Regions from separate parts of the Mus musculus genome. Here region 1 is linked to region 2. Evidence: chromatin loops called from intact Hi-C (ENCODE). Cell type or tissue: gastrocnemius. All regions are shown on one strand.

What was found. Hi-C counts contacts between places; a loop is a spot of excess contacts. Peaks named below come from ENCODE experiments on the same cell type or tissue, not always from the same donor. Only the 100,000 strongest peaks of a DNase experiment are listed, where the experiment ranks them.
Region 1: it touches region 2 in a loop (3-fold over the local background); 17 of 42 quality-filtered maps call a loop at or near these places.

The regions. Positions count from the first base shown.
Region 1 is chr12:73,588,203-73,596,202 of GRCm38, reverse strand. The region is part of intron 1 of Prkch (protein kinase C, eta); the gene reads right to left. Among named protein-coding and RNA genes, the nearest start is that of Prkch, 7.4 kb to the right of the region's middle. In gastrocnemius, no CTCF peak of the experiment used is centred here; a DNase peak (open chromatin) is centred at 4,383; H3K4me3 peaks cover 3,710 bases; H3K27ac peaks cover 5,965 bases.
Region 2 is chr12:73,684,049-73,692,048 of GRCm38, reverse strand. Prkch (protein kinase C, eta) reads right to left here. Exons shown (of 14, transcript NM_008856.4): 3 at 351-501. Among named protein-coding and RNA genes, the nearest start is that of Gm34189, 94 kb to the left of the region's middle. In gastrocnemius, a CTCF peak has its summit at 4,539; a DNase peak (open chromatin) is centred at 4,512; H3K4me3 peaks cover 235 bases; H3K27ac peaks cover 4,267 bases.

The sequences.
Region 1 (8,000 bases), 96 kb after region 2:
ACCACACTCTACCCTGGTGCCTTGATGGTCAGGGCTCTGATTCACTGGGTCCTACAGGAGCAGACTGGCATCCTAACTGTGCCGGAACCTTTTGGATGGTACTCAGCAAAACCTCCTGCTTTACAAGATTCTCCAGCACAGCCTTTCAGGGCTATGATGGCCAGTACCCTTGGGCTCCCTCCTCCATCTAATTAAAACATCTGTCCTGCAAGTGATTTACTGTGTTGTCACCACCTAGGGTGGAGATATAAACTGGTGGCTACAGACACTTCAAGACTACAAAGCTTTAATTACCCTGCTAATGAGAATCTATCAAAAGCTTAAACAGTGGGCTACTCTCTCTCTCTCTCTCTCTCTCTCTCTCTCTCTCTCTCTCTCTCTCTCTCTCTCTCTTTCTCTCTCTCTCTCTCTCTCTCTGGCATGAGGTAAGAGGGGCATAACTTAGAACTGCCCAATAGGATGAGAAGTGCATTAGTGTAAATTAAGAACTACAACCACCTGGCTTGAAATGAGGCTTCATCATAATTACTTCAGTCTGATTTGATTTTTTAAGCCAAGGAAATAACGCCAACATTCCTGTTGATGCCGGACAAGTCATTTGGACACAGGCTCAATCCTCTCCTAGCCTGAGCAATTTAGATTTGGGGCCAATTCAATTCGTAGGAGTCACTAACTCTAATGAGACATAACTCACACTGACTGCTTTACCAACCCAGCTACTCCCAAAGGGAGGAAATGACGGTCGCCTAAAGCAGGAAATGACATATAGAGTCGCCTACAGGATGGAGGCAGAGGCTATACAGATAGATGGAAGGGTCCTTAGGGATATCCTGCTGCAATACTTCCGGGATAAAGGCCAGAAAGCTGAAACTCTGATAAGTGGAGATTTGCCTGAGATCCCAGCTGATAGGGGACAAAGTCACCCGTTCTCCTGACAACACAGTCCTCACATACGATGTAAGCTGTGATCTACAAAGCAAAGCGGGGCTTACCTAATATATGCAAGTGCTGGGTCCAAACCTCAACACTATAATAAAAGAAGATCTAAAGGGTCTTCTTCTAATGGGATAGGTCATACAATACTAATAGGTCATACAATACTAATTTCCAGTAAAAGTTAAGTCCCCAACATAATTACTGAGACATCTGCTTCTCTGCGTAGGACACTACAGATCTAATCTGGAATCCAGACAAAGATCGATTAGTATATTTATAAATTAATGGATATCTTATATGTATACACAGTGTACAGATTTTTTTTTTTTAGTTTTGGTTTTTCGAGACAGGGTTTCTCTATGTAGCCCTAACTGTCCTGGAACTCACTTTGTAGATCAGACTGGCCTCAAACTCAGAAATCTGCCTGCCTCTGCCTCTGCCTCCCGAGTGCTAGGATTAAAGGCTCAGTATACAGACCTTAAATGTGCTCGTGTGTGTGTGTGTGTGTGTGTGTGTGTGTGTGTGTGTGTGTGTGTGTGTGTGACACTTCCTGTGAGCACAGCAACAATACTGCTTGGGCTGGAATTTTAGTTCCCACATCCTGAAAATGAAGGTATAGGCTATGGTGTCACCAGCTCCGACCCTCCTCCCAGGGTTGAGAAGGCCCTGAGTCAAAGGGTCTGCTTGTGTAACAGGGAGCGGTGGAGACCGTGGCAAACTGGAGTGTCACAACACTAACTGGCTCCTGGTTCAAGAAGATACAGAACTTGAGGTGCTGTGTGAGTCAAACACAGAGTTAACTGCTTTCTGCCCGTGGAAGTCACAAATATTCGCAGGCTATTTACAGATATCAAAACATAATTCCTTGCCATAGTTTCCAAAGCGTCTGGGGGCAGGGAGCTCAGAGACGCAGGAAGGCCTTTCACCTGTGATGTCTCCTGGAGAGCATCATCAGGTCAGAAGTTCCTGTTCCTCTTGAGGAGGGATCTTTCCGTCATTTAAGCAAAGCAGGTCACCCACGGTTATCTATGCAAGAGCATTATAAATCAGCTCCTCTTCTCTCCAGGAAAATGTCTGTATTTCCCCCAAACCAGTTGCTTACCAATACCTGACGACCGGCCTCCATGCTGTAATTTCCTGGCTAGTGTTGTTTATGGGTTTTCCATCCCCAATTTATCTCCTCACTGGAACTATGAGACCTACAAAGGAACAGGCTGCGTCTGTTTCACCCACGGACTCTCAAGGGTACACAACATCAAGCCTGGTCCATAGCTCACTCTTCCACGGTGGGCATGCTTAGCTGGGCATTTCAGATAGAGATGTGTCTATTACACCAGCTACCTCTAGACCGAAAAAGAAGAGGCTTAGTCACTTGGCTGCCGTATACTCTGAACTGCCACAGACCAGTTTCCCAGATGTCTGTGAGAGACAAGCCATTCACACTCCATTCCTTCAGGTTAGAGACGTTGTGGCCAAGAGGGATGGAAGGAGCAGCAAAGCAGAACTGGACAGGTCAGAGAAGGTTCTCTTGGCTGGCTATCGTCTGTCAGGAAGCCTGTAGGTAGGAATGAGCACTATGCTTGGGTCTGTGGGGGAACTGGAAGGTTCTCACTCTGCAGCGTGTGGGCTAGAGTGCGGGGAGACAGATGTCTCAAGAGGAAACCAGCAGCAAAACAAAGGAGAACACCCCGAACTGAACTAGAAATTGTGGGTTTCTCTGATCAGGCCCGAGAAACCGAGGAGGAGCTTGTGGTTTCTGGGTGGCAACTGAGAAAGGCCACTCTGGGTGTTACAGCAGTAAGAGTAGAAAGCAGTCACTACGCAGGCTCGATCTTTTATTACATCCTAATAAAAGAGAACTTAGCCATCGATACACAATGAGATATGCGATAGCCAGCTGTTGCATAAAATAGAAAAAAAAAAACTGTAGAAGAAAGACTTCAGGGACTTCCCTCCCTAACTGCTTGCTACTCACCTCCTAAAAATTCGTCCACTTCTGCCTCCACAAGGTACCTTTTCAGATGCTCTCAGATAACCACACTGCACAAGGCGAGATGATTCAGACTCCTCCCATGCAGCTCTTGCTTATGCCTCCAGACATAACCCAGGGCTCAAAAATTTCAACTGAAGGGAATTACCAGATACTACCAATACAAAACCCATAGACTTTTAGAATGGATAAAGCCAGGGATGTTGCATCTATGTTAGTTTGCTTGCTATTGCTGTGATAAAGACCATGACTAAAAGCAACCTGAGGAACAAAGGATTCATTTCGTCTGGCAGGTCACAGTCCTTTATTGAGGAAAACTCAAGGCAGGAATCTGGAGGCAGGAACTGAGGCAGAGGCCATGGAGGAACTCTGTTGGCCTATCTATGTTTTATACAACCCACAAGCACCTGCCCAGGGGTGGTTGGGACCTCCTGCCCCAGAAAACCAACAAGCCCACCACACAGAGCATTTTCCATCTACTAATATATTTAATGGACATAAACATCCAAGCCAATCTTTCAAGGTCACGTGGGTATGCCACTGATCAACAGATGCAACACTGACTGGCTTAGAAGATGAATGAAAGGTTTAAAGAAAAAGATATTCTCCAAATACATACACTTTATTTGCCCCAACATCACATAAAACTTCTTTCTCTTATTTATTTGTTGGGGTTGTTTGTTTGTTTGTTTGTTTTAACAGACATCTGGTGTCACATACCACAGACTGTTCACAGTGCTGGGGTCAGAAGAGTACCCTGTTCCCCAAGACCTTACACACTACAGAAGGGAGATGTGAGGGCTAGCAGTGTAGCCCAGTGACGGGAGAGACTGGCTAGCATGGGTGAAGGCCCTGGGTTCAATCGCCAACACTGAAAACATAGGAGAGGTATAATAAAGAAGTTGATTAGCAAAGTGATCGCAGAGAGTGATAAGAGCAGAGGTGGGAAGGATGCATCTGTGGAGGCAGCTATCCATCCCAGCCATAACCTACATGACAAAGCAACCAGCCCTCCCAGAGCAAAAGCCATCTCCCAATGAAACGGAAGGACTAGAGAGCTCATTCAGACGTCGGACCAGACCTCCCTAGAGAGTCTAAATCATATTCCCGTAAAACACTGCAAGCTAGTCAATGCTAGACGCTCCTTTGTTCCCTCAGGGGGAACAAAAACCAATCATGAGAATTAATAACCATTACAAAGTACAAAAGAGAAGAAAGAAGCCAAGTGATAGAAAATACAGAAGAAATTTGGTGTAAAAAAAAAATCTCATGCCCTTGTGTCCAGCAATCAGGTCAAGAGACAGTCACTGGCTGCCCACAGGGCACCAGGCAGCTCCACCTGACAGGACTATCAAAGGGGTATCTCAGAAGAGAAACTGAGAGAGCTGCTCTGCAGGGCCACACAGAACGGAATGTCTTCGGGAGGTTGAACAGGAAAAGAGCCTGGGATCCCGCCAAGCAGGTCCTTCCTTCCTGAGGGGCGCCAAGGTCTTTCCATGACGCAGCCTCCCCGCTCCTCTTGCCTCCTTCATGTCCTCTACACCCAGCCTCAAGTTTTAGACACCAGAGGAGTCAGAAAACAAGGGCAAATACCACGGGGGGTGGGGGGAACAGGGGGCGGGGGGGGGGGACGGGGGGGGGGGCGGGCGTGGGGCGGGGGTGGAAACAGTGCCTTCAGCGAACTCTGAATATTCTGGAGTCCAAGAAATTATACAAAACAAACAAGCTCCAGAAGAAGCAGAAAAAAGAATGATAATCTGGACAATGAAAGTGTCCAAAAATTAACTTAATACACTTCTTTATGGGGTTTTGGTTTTCTAGGATCCTGCTCTGAGGGAGCAATGCTGCTTCCCAGAGAGGGTGCCAGCTCAAATCTGTCATCGTTAGCACTCATTTTACACTTTCAGCAAAATAAAGATGATAAACCTTGACTGTTTTTCTACAGTCTTCTTGAAGCATGACTGAAATGTAACGTGAGGCACGTCTATAAAGTGAAGGCCTTGGTGAGCCCTTGGCGTGTCACTGTGAGCCCATCATCGCTGTAAAAATAATAAATAATTCACCTGTCCCCAGAATGCCCCTGAGCCTCCATTACGTTCTATCTATCCCTCACTCCCAGACACCCACAAATGTGCTTCTTGTCACCAAGGCTTAATTTCATTTTCCAGAACTTTGCATAAATTGAATCCTACAATAATGCCCTTTGGGGGTAGGGCCACATAGCTGTGGCCAACGCACAGGGCAGATTTCCCTTGAGATTTACCCACATTGCTGCATGCATCACTAATTCACGTGTTCTGACTGGTATGGCTACAACTCCATTTATTTACATATTCCTGTTTGTTGCACACGAGTTTCCGGATTGGAAGCTGTCACAGATGAAACCACTGTGGATGCTCTTGCGCAGGTCGCATTGTGAATGGTTCGATCTCTCTTGGTAAACACACGGGTAGATAAATCATACAATAAGCACATGTTCCGTTTTCCAAGCGGACTGCAGCACTTGGCTTTCCTAACGGCTGTGTGGGACAGCTACAGCTGCACCCTTCCTATCCTGCACTTGGGACGGGCAGGGCACTGACTCTGGCCTTTCCAAGGGGAATACAGTGATTTTGTTTTTAATCTGTATTTCCTTAGTGATTAGGATTATGGTATTTACCATAATATGCTATTTACCATAAAGGGATTTTATTCAAATGCTATGACCAGCTTTTAAATTGCACAAATAGGGTGTTTTCTCATTACTGTTGCGATTTTAGAGTTATTTTATTTATTTGTGTTGCCAGCACTCTGCCTAATTTACATTATGCAGTTATCTGCTCTTAGACATTGGCTTGTGTTTTCATAATGCTGGACATCTTTTAAGAAGTAATTTTTAAGGCTAGTGAGATGGCTCAGCAGTTAAGAACACTGACTGCTCCTCCAAAGGTCCTGAGTTCAAATCCCAGCAACCACATGGTGGCTCACAACCATCTGTAATCAACAGCTACAATGTACTTACATATAGTAATAAATAAATCTTTTTTAAAAAAAACAAGTAATTTTTAAATCTGAAAAAGCTCAATCCTAATAATATGGGCTTTGGGATAGCTGTTTTTTTCCTTTATTATTTATTTATTTATTGGCCGAGCTCAAAATTATTAAGATTTTCTGCTATAATTTCTTACAGAAATCTTACAGTTTCTTCTTGCATTTCGAATTAACTTTGTGCATGGTGTGGCGTAGAAGCCAAAGCCTCCGCTTCTCCACAGGGCTACACAGCCCGGCCACTTGTTGAGAAGACGGACATGTTCCCCCACCGAACTAACTTCTGGGCTCTTTCGTTAAAATCTAACTGATGGTTCATGTGCAGATCCGTTTCTGGATTCTTCTGTTCCACTGGCCTACAGTAACACTACAATAACCTCTAAAATCAGATAGTGCGCATCCTTCTATGTGCTCTTTTTAAAACTAATTCTCAGACCAATATAGGTCCTTTGTCTCTATCTCTATATAATTAGTATCTGTCTGTCAGTTTCTATGACTTCTGAACCTTCCTGAAATCCTGGCTGAGACGGTGCTAAATCTACTGAATATTTTGGAAGAGCAGGGTTCTTAATAATTCAAAATCCTTCCAGCCATGAATACATCATAGTCTCCATTTCCTTGGCTCTGTATTTCAGCAATGTTTTTATCACTTCCACTGGAAAAGTCTCACATCTATTTTGTCTAATTCATCCAATTTCATCTTCAATTTTCTTACAAGTGATATATTAAAAATAATTTCCGTTTTCAATAGTTCACTGCTAATGATTTAGAAACGCAGTTGATTTTTGTACACTAGATATTAGTTTGGATCCTGCAAACCAGCTAAACTTGATTGTTGGTCTTCCTTTTTTTTCTGTAAAGATGGTTTTACTTCTTCTTCTTCTATGGTCTACGAGCATTTTGTTTCCTGAAACTTCCTTATTGCACTCTTGGACAGTGTGGAAGTAGAGGGAGCAGCACGTTTGCCTTGTGCCTGATCACAGCAGAGTATCACTCACTCTGTCACCAAGATGTTCCTGCAGATTAGCATAGACGGCCTCTACGCTAAGAAGATTCTCTCTGTTTCCAGCTTGCTCAGAAACTTTATCCTGGGTGGATTGTTCATTTTCTCAAATGCTTTTGATTTATCTATTGAGGTGGTCATAGAAGCCTTTATTTTGACCCTATCCACAAGAAGTGTGCGCTAGCAGCTCTACAAACATTAAATCTGCCTTAGAGTCCCGGATACAGCCCTCACTTGGTTATGGGATACTCTCCACTTGCTAGGGTGTTGTATTTAACTGACTAAAATTCAAAGCTTTTTACATCATGAAGGATGATACCTGCCTACAGGTATTTTTGTCATGCTTTGTAATATCTTTGTTGTGTTTTGGTATTATTTTAAATAATGAAGTAATCTGTTTCGTTGCCTTCTATTTTCTGAAAGAATCTGTGCAAAGCAAGTAATAACTCATCTTTTAAGTATATAAGTCATCACTAAAGCCATCTGGGACAGTGAGTTGTATTGGTGAAGACTTCTAACTATAAACTCAATTAGTTTAACGATCATAAAACTACTTAAGTTACTTGAGGAGAATTGGGCAGCTTCTGTCTTTTCGAGCTATGTGTGCATTTTGTCTGAGACACAGAGCTCACTGGCATAACATCGTTTGTAACACACCCGCATCCCCTTTGTACTGTAGGTAGGCTTTACAGCCCTATTCTCGCTCTTATTACAAGCGTAGGTAACCTGCATCGAGTTCCCTCTTATGACCGGCATTCAAGTTTTGAGGCTTATCAATTGAAAAATGGAAAGACTTGGCTTTTCGTTTGTGTGGAGTTCCTGTTGTCTACTTGGCCAAGTTCTGGTATCTTTACAAACGTCCTTATTCTTGGCTCCATTTGCTCTTCAGGTTCAAGGTGAAAACACAAATCTTCAACTTGAGGTCTTACCAATTTCGGTGTCTGGTATGATCCGTTTCCATTAAAGAAAAAAAAATTTACCTGCATCCCATTCATTTATCTTGTATATACTGAATAAAGTGGGTGTACAATTAATAAAAATGTA
Region 2 (8,000 bases):
TAATTTTCCTTTCTCCTCAGCCAGGTTTTCTAATTTATCAATTGATTGACTCTCCTCTCTCTCTGATTCATGCTCTTTCATCTATTAGCATCTTCAATAGAGTAACTAGTATACGAAATAATATCTAACATTTGGGTCCGTAAATTACTTAGTTTTGCTATTATTTTAGTAGGAGTTTAAACCTGTTAAAAGAGGATCAATGTATCGAATAGGAGGCAAAAGTCAGATCTGAAGAATAGTATCCATTATGTTTTCTCCTGAAACCACACATAAGCCAAAGAAGCCTCCAGCAGCAAGCCCAGGGATGGAGGTGAAAGTGGGGTGGGGTGGGGGTAAGCAGGCTGTCTCACCAGATGAACTCTCGGCAATGAGAGCAGTAGGTGGGCTGCCTCAGGTACGTGGCCATGAACTTATGTCCGTTCACTTGATGGACTCGTCTTCGCATAGCCCTTTGGCGCTTCCTGGTAAAATGCTTGAAGATGCGGTCTCTCTGGAGAGTGGCTGTGTGTTACAAGAAAGGAAGACATGGGCTGAGGATATGACTCAAAAAGTACTCACCACACAATCATCAGGACCAGAGTTCAAATCCCCTTAAATAGCTTGGATGGTAACACAGGTCTGTAATCTGAGCTCTGGAGGAACTTGTGTAGAGACAGGAGGAACTTTAGGGTTCCTTGGCAAACCAATTTAGTCTTCACTTCTGCCAACCTTAGAACCCAAATGATGGGGTTGTCCAAACACAGTCGGCACAGACCCTCCGATGTTAATCTGGATTAGGTAAAAGTGGGTGGGTTCGATTTTTTCTAAACTGATATATAAAAATAGTGGCTCCTAACTGAATTCCTTGCACACTGTGCAGCATCTAAGGATAGTGGATGTTTTGCATGCCATTATACTAGGCTTTCCCCAACACGTGCAGAAACGTGACGATTAAAGCCAGCTTACGTTCCCAGGATGCTTCTGAAATAAATCACTGCTATAAAGAACATGTAAGAACCTATGTGAAAATAAATTAATAATTTTATAATCTAGGCTAGAGGACTGACAGGCTGTATAGAGTGCAGAACCATGCTTCAATATATCTGTCTATTCCTGAGGAGCTGCTCAACACAGCATGAGCAGATTACCCATCATCTCGAACGGTTATCATTTCTTCATGATGGGAACATTCCAAACCCTTTCTTACAGCAATGTGATTAATATAATACAAGATTATTAACTACATCACCCTCTGTGTAGCAAAACACAAGGGTTTGCAATCTGGCTGTAACTGTTCTCAGTATCTAAAATGATTTTACTTAGGGTGTCTATTAGTGTGATAAAACACCATGACAAAGAAAGCAACTTGGGAAGAAAATGGTTTACTTCAGCTAATAACTCTCAGGGCACGCTCTATCCCTGAGGGAAGCCAGGGCGGGAACTCAAACACTAGAAGAACCTGGAGGCAGGAGTTGAAGCGGAGGCCATGGAGGAATGATGCTTACTGGCTTGCTTCTCATGACTTGCTCAGTCTGCTTTCTTATACCATCTAAAACCACTTGTCTAGGAATGGCCCCACCCACAGTGGACTGGGCCCTCCCACATCAACCATTAATCAAAAAAAAAAATGCTCTAGAAACTTGCCTTACGGAGGCATTGTTTTTTTCAATTATGATTCCCTCTTCCTCGATATGTCTAGGTTTGTGTCAAAGTGACAAAACCCAATGGAGTCAATCACAAATAAATGTTATTGAGGAATTATAGAAACATAAGAAAGCATAGAAAATATTATACTCCTATGATGGAAGAAGGGTAGCCAACCACTCAGGCCTTAAAAGATGAACGGATTCACAATTAGATATATAAAGTTCTGTTTGGCAAAGCACACAAAGAGTTGATAGAAACAAACTGAAGAGAAAAGGGGTTTGCCATACAAGGGAGAGGGTTACTACATAAGACATGTAGAAATCAGCCTGTCATAGTGGAACAGGCCTGAAATCTAGCTAACTGGGAGCTTGAGCCAGGAAGGTCACAAGTTCAAGACCAGCCTAGGGTATTTGGTGAATTCAAACCTAATCTGGGCTGTTTAGTGAGATCCTGTTTCCAGATAAAAAGTTTAAAAGAGGACTAGAGCTACAACTTGATGGGAAAGCACCTGGCTAGAACACCCTAGACCCTAGGGAATGAAGAGGCGGGAGGGAGGGGAGGAGGGAAGGAGGGAGGAACTCGAAGGACCCAATAAGGAAAACAAGTGAACAATCTCATAAAAATAAGGCTGAGATTATAAAAGACAATTTAAAAACTTCGCAGCTAGCCAGTAAACATGTCAAGGTATCGAATCCTATGTAAGACAGTCACTTAAGAACAAAACTAAATTTTGCTCTACTTCCTAAATTCATAAATATGAAGAGACTTGTGTGTGCACCTGACAGTGGTTGGTGGAAGGATAAACTGGGATCCTGAATGTCCAGGACTTATGGTATGTTCTCGGTACAAAGCCTCAGCACTCCCATGTACCAAGCAGGCAGCACTGCCTTCCTAGCTCTGTCCAGGAAGGGGCAACAAAGAGCACATTCAAAACACTCAGCACGAAGCATCAATCCATAGCACTAAAGACGGAAGCTATTTCAGAGATATTTGGCGGTGAGGACTAATATCTTTCAAAGTGTAAATGTGTATTTTCTTACATTCAGGAAACCACTTGAAGGATCTTTGGTTTTATATAAAAATATGCCAGTAAGCAAGAACATACAGTCTATCCAGGTATACGTACTGCAATCTGCTCCAGGAGAACCTGGGTCAGCTAGGTGCTATGGTACACCTATAGCCCCAGTATGCAGGAGGCTGAAGCAGGAGGGCTGCTTGAGCCCAGAGCACTGAGGACCATCTGGGTAACAAAGCGAGACCCTCAATTTTAAAAGTTCTTACATTGACAATAATCTAGACGCACTTGGAAGCAAAGGGGACACTACTATCGATGAGCATGGGTCACAGAAGGGATCAGTTCATCCAAGTTTCTTATATTCACGCATGGAAATGGCATAAGGAAACCCTGTTTCATACGCTAACATCCACTAATAAAAGACAGAGGGGGAATTAGAGTCTATATTAGGAAGCCCGAAGAATATGCAAGAAGAGCCAAAGTGAATCTGGATAAAAGGCCATTGAACTCAGAGGCCCAGACACAGGTAAAACTTACAGCTGTTTTTGGGAAGGAGTTTGCAGTCTCTGTTGTACTACCTAATTCACTTCTCTCTCATGTCTTCTGTCTCAAGAAGATAAAACAGAGCGCTGTCCTGTGCCCGCGGAGGATAATGCGTTATAGAATCAATATTTCTGCCAGGTTCTGCATCTCCATCTACAATGTTGGGCAACGGCTACACGAGGACAGAAGTCACCCCACTGCCCTTCCCTTTCCCATTATGCTACCAAAAGTCTCTCAGGAACCCCTAGTGAACAGGCTCCAAGGTTCCCCGGGTGGCAGATGATAACTGTGAGGCTTAGGCACTGCCACTTGTGTGATCATCAGCCTGAGACACCGCTCAGTGGTGGCCAAAGCAGGATGTGCATTGAATTGCTAAACACTTACCATACCTACACACAAATTAAATTCTCTGTAGGAGTCTAATTACCGAGAACCTATTCATTTACTCCTTTAATACTACAAAGATGGGCTAAAAGGTCAGCTTGCCTGCATTTTTAATATTTCATGAATTAAATCCTTTTTGCTTGCTCGGCGGCAGTCTGCAGAGCAGTAGCATGAACTCTGAACTTTCTAGATTCCTTCTAACCAGGGAATCTAAGCCGAATCTGTTTCTGTCCTCTATGCTGCTCCGGTCTTCCATCCTCCCCAGAATACCTCTGTGTTTTCCAACTAGACTCATCTTTATCCTACCTGCTTCAGAACTCAGCAGCCTTCACCAAATCCTCAGGCAGGTAAAATGCTCTCCAGTTGCATCACAGCAGCCTGAGAGCGGATCCCACTCTCATCTAAGCATCAGCCCCCTGAGCCAGGCTTCTCTGCAGGTCCTGAGCACACAGGGACTCTGCCTGCAGGCCACTCACCCTTTCCTGTATCCTTTCCTATGTGTACCTTTCTGTTTCAAAAGCAAATGTGCCTGTGAACACACACATGCACGCCCCACATACACACCCGGGAATCCGCAAGACATCTGGACACAAAACTTTGGGGTTTGTGTTACCCCCAGTGACATCCTCTTGACTGATGCTATGAACAGGAAGGGGAGAGGGAACTCTCCCACTGCAGACCTGCAGAGCTTCCTCATTGCTTGGCCTGGTTTTCTGTTTACTTAGGTCAGAATTTAAAGGGCTATAAAAGACTACCTAATCGTGACTGCGGCTCACGCCACCTGGGCTTTGAGAAATCTTTCAAATCATATTTCAGTCAGACACGTTGGGCAACCCCAACATGCTTTGCAGCTAAAACTTGCATCACAAGCTCTGCTTGGCTCCCAAGTGCCCAGGGCCTCCTAAATAAATAGGAAGTTGGCTCCGAGCCCTGGCTAGGAAATGCACATTCCAGTCTCCAGGGGTCAGCAGCCTTGCAGCCCTGATATGTCCCTCCAGGGGCTGACCATGAGCAGCCATTACCTGGATAGGGTGCAGGGCAAGTCTGTCAATGTCATAAAAAGGAACCTTGACAAGATTTCAAGTGTCGCAAACCTGACTGCTAATCTGCATACGGTTTTGAGAACTGTAGGCTTCTTACGCCTAGGAACTACCATGTAATCCCCACAGTTAGGGCTCATTTGCAAAAAGCTGTTGTGCACTAAAATTTACATCACGTGAGGCTCCACCGAGGCAACATGGAGCTCTGATCTCTCTTTAAATCAGCTTTAACTTTACCTCAAAAAAGGTAACGTCGGCGCCCTCAGAAGTTGTTTGTCTCACTAAGCTGATGTGAGGTTTTATTTGAAAAATGCTTTGGGTGCGTTCTGCCAAGGGGCGAGAGCAATGCTCGCTCACGTTTCCTAACTTTCTTTCTCTGTGTGCTCTTCGTTCTCGGAGTTTCCTGATATCTCTGGGAAGTAATACATTTTCTGGAAACTCAGAAACTAACAGGAAGGTTAAGTGGGGTCAGGCAGTCAGTGACATCAGAGAAGAGGCCAGATTCTGGTTTCTGCCGTCAAACTACAGAGTGACACCAACCCATGAACCCATGTCTTTCTCTCGCTCTATCTCTCTTTTTTTATTCTATTGAGAAAGTTGTTTTTTATCATTTGTAGTAGATGGGAGAAAACAATCATGAGTAAAACAAACCAGGAAACCTTAGGGTTGGCCAATTAACCAAATGTCCCGGATGCTCCCACGACACATCTCTGGAAGGGAATGGGACAAAACAGGAGCACTTTCCACCATGTTACTACACTCACAGAATAAGCCACTGTCTGATCACAGGGCTCTTTACAGGAAACACGATGCACATGAAGATGGGTGATCCTTGCTTGAAGCAATGCTGGTATGAACAGAGACAGGCTAGATGTGTACAAAGCACACATTTAAGTGAGTCTTTACAAGTATATACCACCCTGGGTGGGAGCCTTCGGTAGGAGGTAAGCGAAGAAGGAATCATGGGAGATGCATATGTTGTCCTCCGGTGTGCTGCATAAAGGTGCTGCTGAGTCTAACAATTGCTTAGAGGAGAGGGATGCGAATTTGCTGAATTAAGGTAGTGTCCAAGTTCCAGGAACTTCCATCACTGCCAATGCCCAACATGGCACGGAAGTCTATGCCTTTTTAAATGGCAGCAAAGCCCCAGCAGAGGTATTGAAAAGCACAGAGTCTTCTAAGTCATCCAAAGGAGTTTAACTGTACGACCCACAGCAACTTCCAGATTCAGATGATGCCATTGGACTCCTTGTCTAACGCTGGCTCTCAGGAAGCTGCATCCAGGTCTCCAAAGGACCCGCCTCCCTCCGAGAACGACAAAGACTCAGCAGGCTGAGAGCCAGACAGGCCGGCTACCAGTGCAAAGGGAGGATGGAGAAGCAGCTAGCTTGTTACGGGACTGTCTCTCCTGAGCTGCACTGGCGAGGGGACTCGCTGTCATCGAAGCATTCCTTGGTAGCAGGAAGCAGGTCAGAACTTAACTAACTGTGGCAATCCGGAACGGCACCAAAGTTCTATTAAGAGCCATGAGGAAAACCTCTCGCCAGGGTTGAGAAGACACCCTCACCTCCTAACCCCTCCTCCTCCTCATCTCCTTTCCTTCCTCACTTCAGGGATCTAACACAACTCCAAAGTACAAGCCCGTGCCTCTCAGGCCTTGTAGAAGAAGCTCTGCTCCACCCTCACCCCCAGTTGCTCTCATTGTACAGGTCTCAGTCTCCTTCATGGGAGATCAGACTTCTGGGCTCTCTGGATGCCCATTCATCTCTGTAGCAACTCATACTTGCTCCGTTCCCTTGGCTTCTCACAGTTGCTTAGAGACTGACGACCCCCAAATGTACACTCTAGCTACATCTTCTCTGTGGCTACTTAGCATCCCTCCCCTCACTATATCTCTAAGTTTCGTAAAACTTGACATTTATCAGACTGAACTTCCCTCAACACTGTCACTGTCCTCAGCAGTAACAGTTCCTTTATCCTTGGAGTCATCCAAAGATTCCCGGTGATGTCTTCAGAGCCTTTGCTGGCTGTTTGCTTGTTCTTGCTTTGTTCTGTCAGTATCTACCATCATAGGCACAGAGCTCGAGACCAGGACTTAAATGGCAAGTGCCATCAGCCCTGTACTTTCCAAATACTCAAATTCAAGCAACCTCAGATCAAGAAGACTTTCTTAAATGCATCACTATTGAACAAGCACACACTCTTGCATCATAGCATAGCAAGTACATCATATTTGCATTGTATTTAATATTATGAGTAATATAGAGGTTATTTAAAATATACATGATATGCAAATACTATGCATTTCATATACAGAGACTTAGTTGTTACCTCGACTTTGATATCTGTGAGGAATCCTAAAGCCAATAACCTCTTGCAAGTATCAAGAGGCAACTGGAGGTCACTTGGGAAAGAATTCCCAGAACAAGAGAAGACTGCAGGAACAAGATACAGAGGGAAAGGGAGCCCACAAAGTATGCACTACTAACAGGTTTCCATGCTGGGCATCTGAGGCTCCACACGTTGTGGGGAATCACAATGTAATGAGGAGAGATGAAGAAATTAGGTTTCTGCTCTCTGGCTGGCACATGCCACTGGAAGTTCACTAACTAACCAGCAGTTCCAGTTTCTTTCTGGTAAAAGGGAATATATCCAGAAAATCCAGGAACAAATTGCTAGCTTACTCCTGATTTCTTTATATTTTTCTATTACATATATTATATATATCACAGGTATGTGATATATAGTCATATATTCACACACATATATGTGGTATATTATATATACATATGGTATATGTGCATATATTATATATAATTTATGTGCATATTCTATATGCTTCTTTAAACTCTTTGTGAAATGGACTTTAACTAGAATATTTTCCCAAAGATAACTTTCAATGACTATGATACACACTGCTTCTGCACAAATGATTGAACCATATACATTACCTTCTGTCTTTTATTACCAAGTGTAAGAATCCTACGGTTCTTGTCATAAAAAAATATTAAAATTTCCTACCTTCTTATTGTGATTCTATAAATACTTCATTTTCCCTGAATTTATCTCACCCATAAGTAAATGTGCCATTACCCCTTCTCTGGCCTTCCTATTTGAAAAAGAAAATTCTTCACTGGATTACCACTAGGTTTCAGAATGACATGGGAAAGTTTCTCTTCCATCAAGTCTGGAATGGCTCATTTAGGGGCACATCTCACTGTTACTCTCAGTATTATTTTATCTAGAAAGTTCTCAAAATAGCATAGTACGTCATCTTGGGCTCAAGTTAGATTACCCTATGCTGGTTTTATTTGCTCAAAATGTAAACATTTTTCAATTATCTGGGTATTTTTCTTGTCTTTTGTTACAAAACTTCACTGAGAGAGGATGAC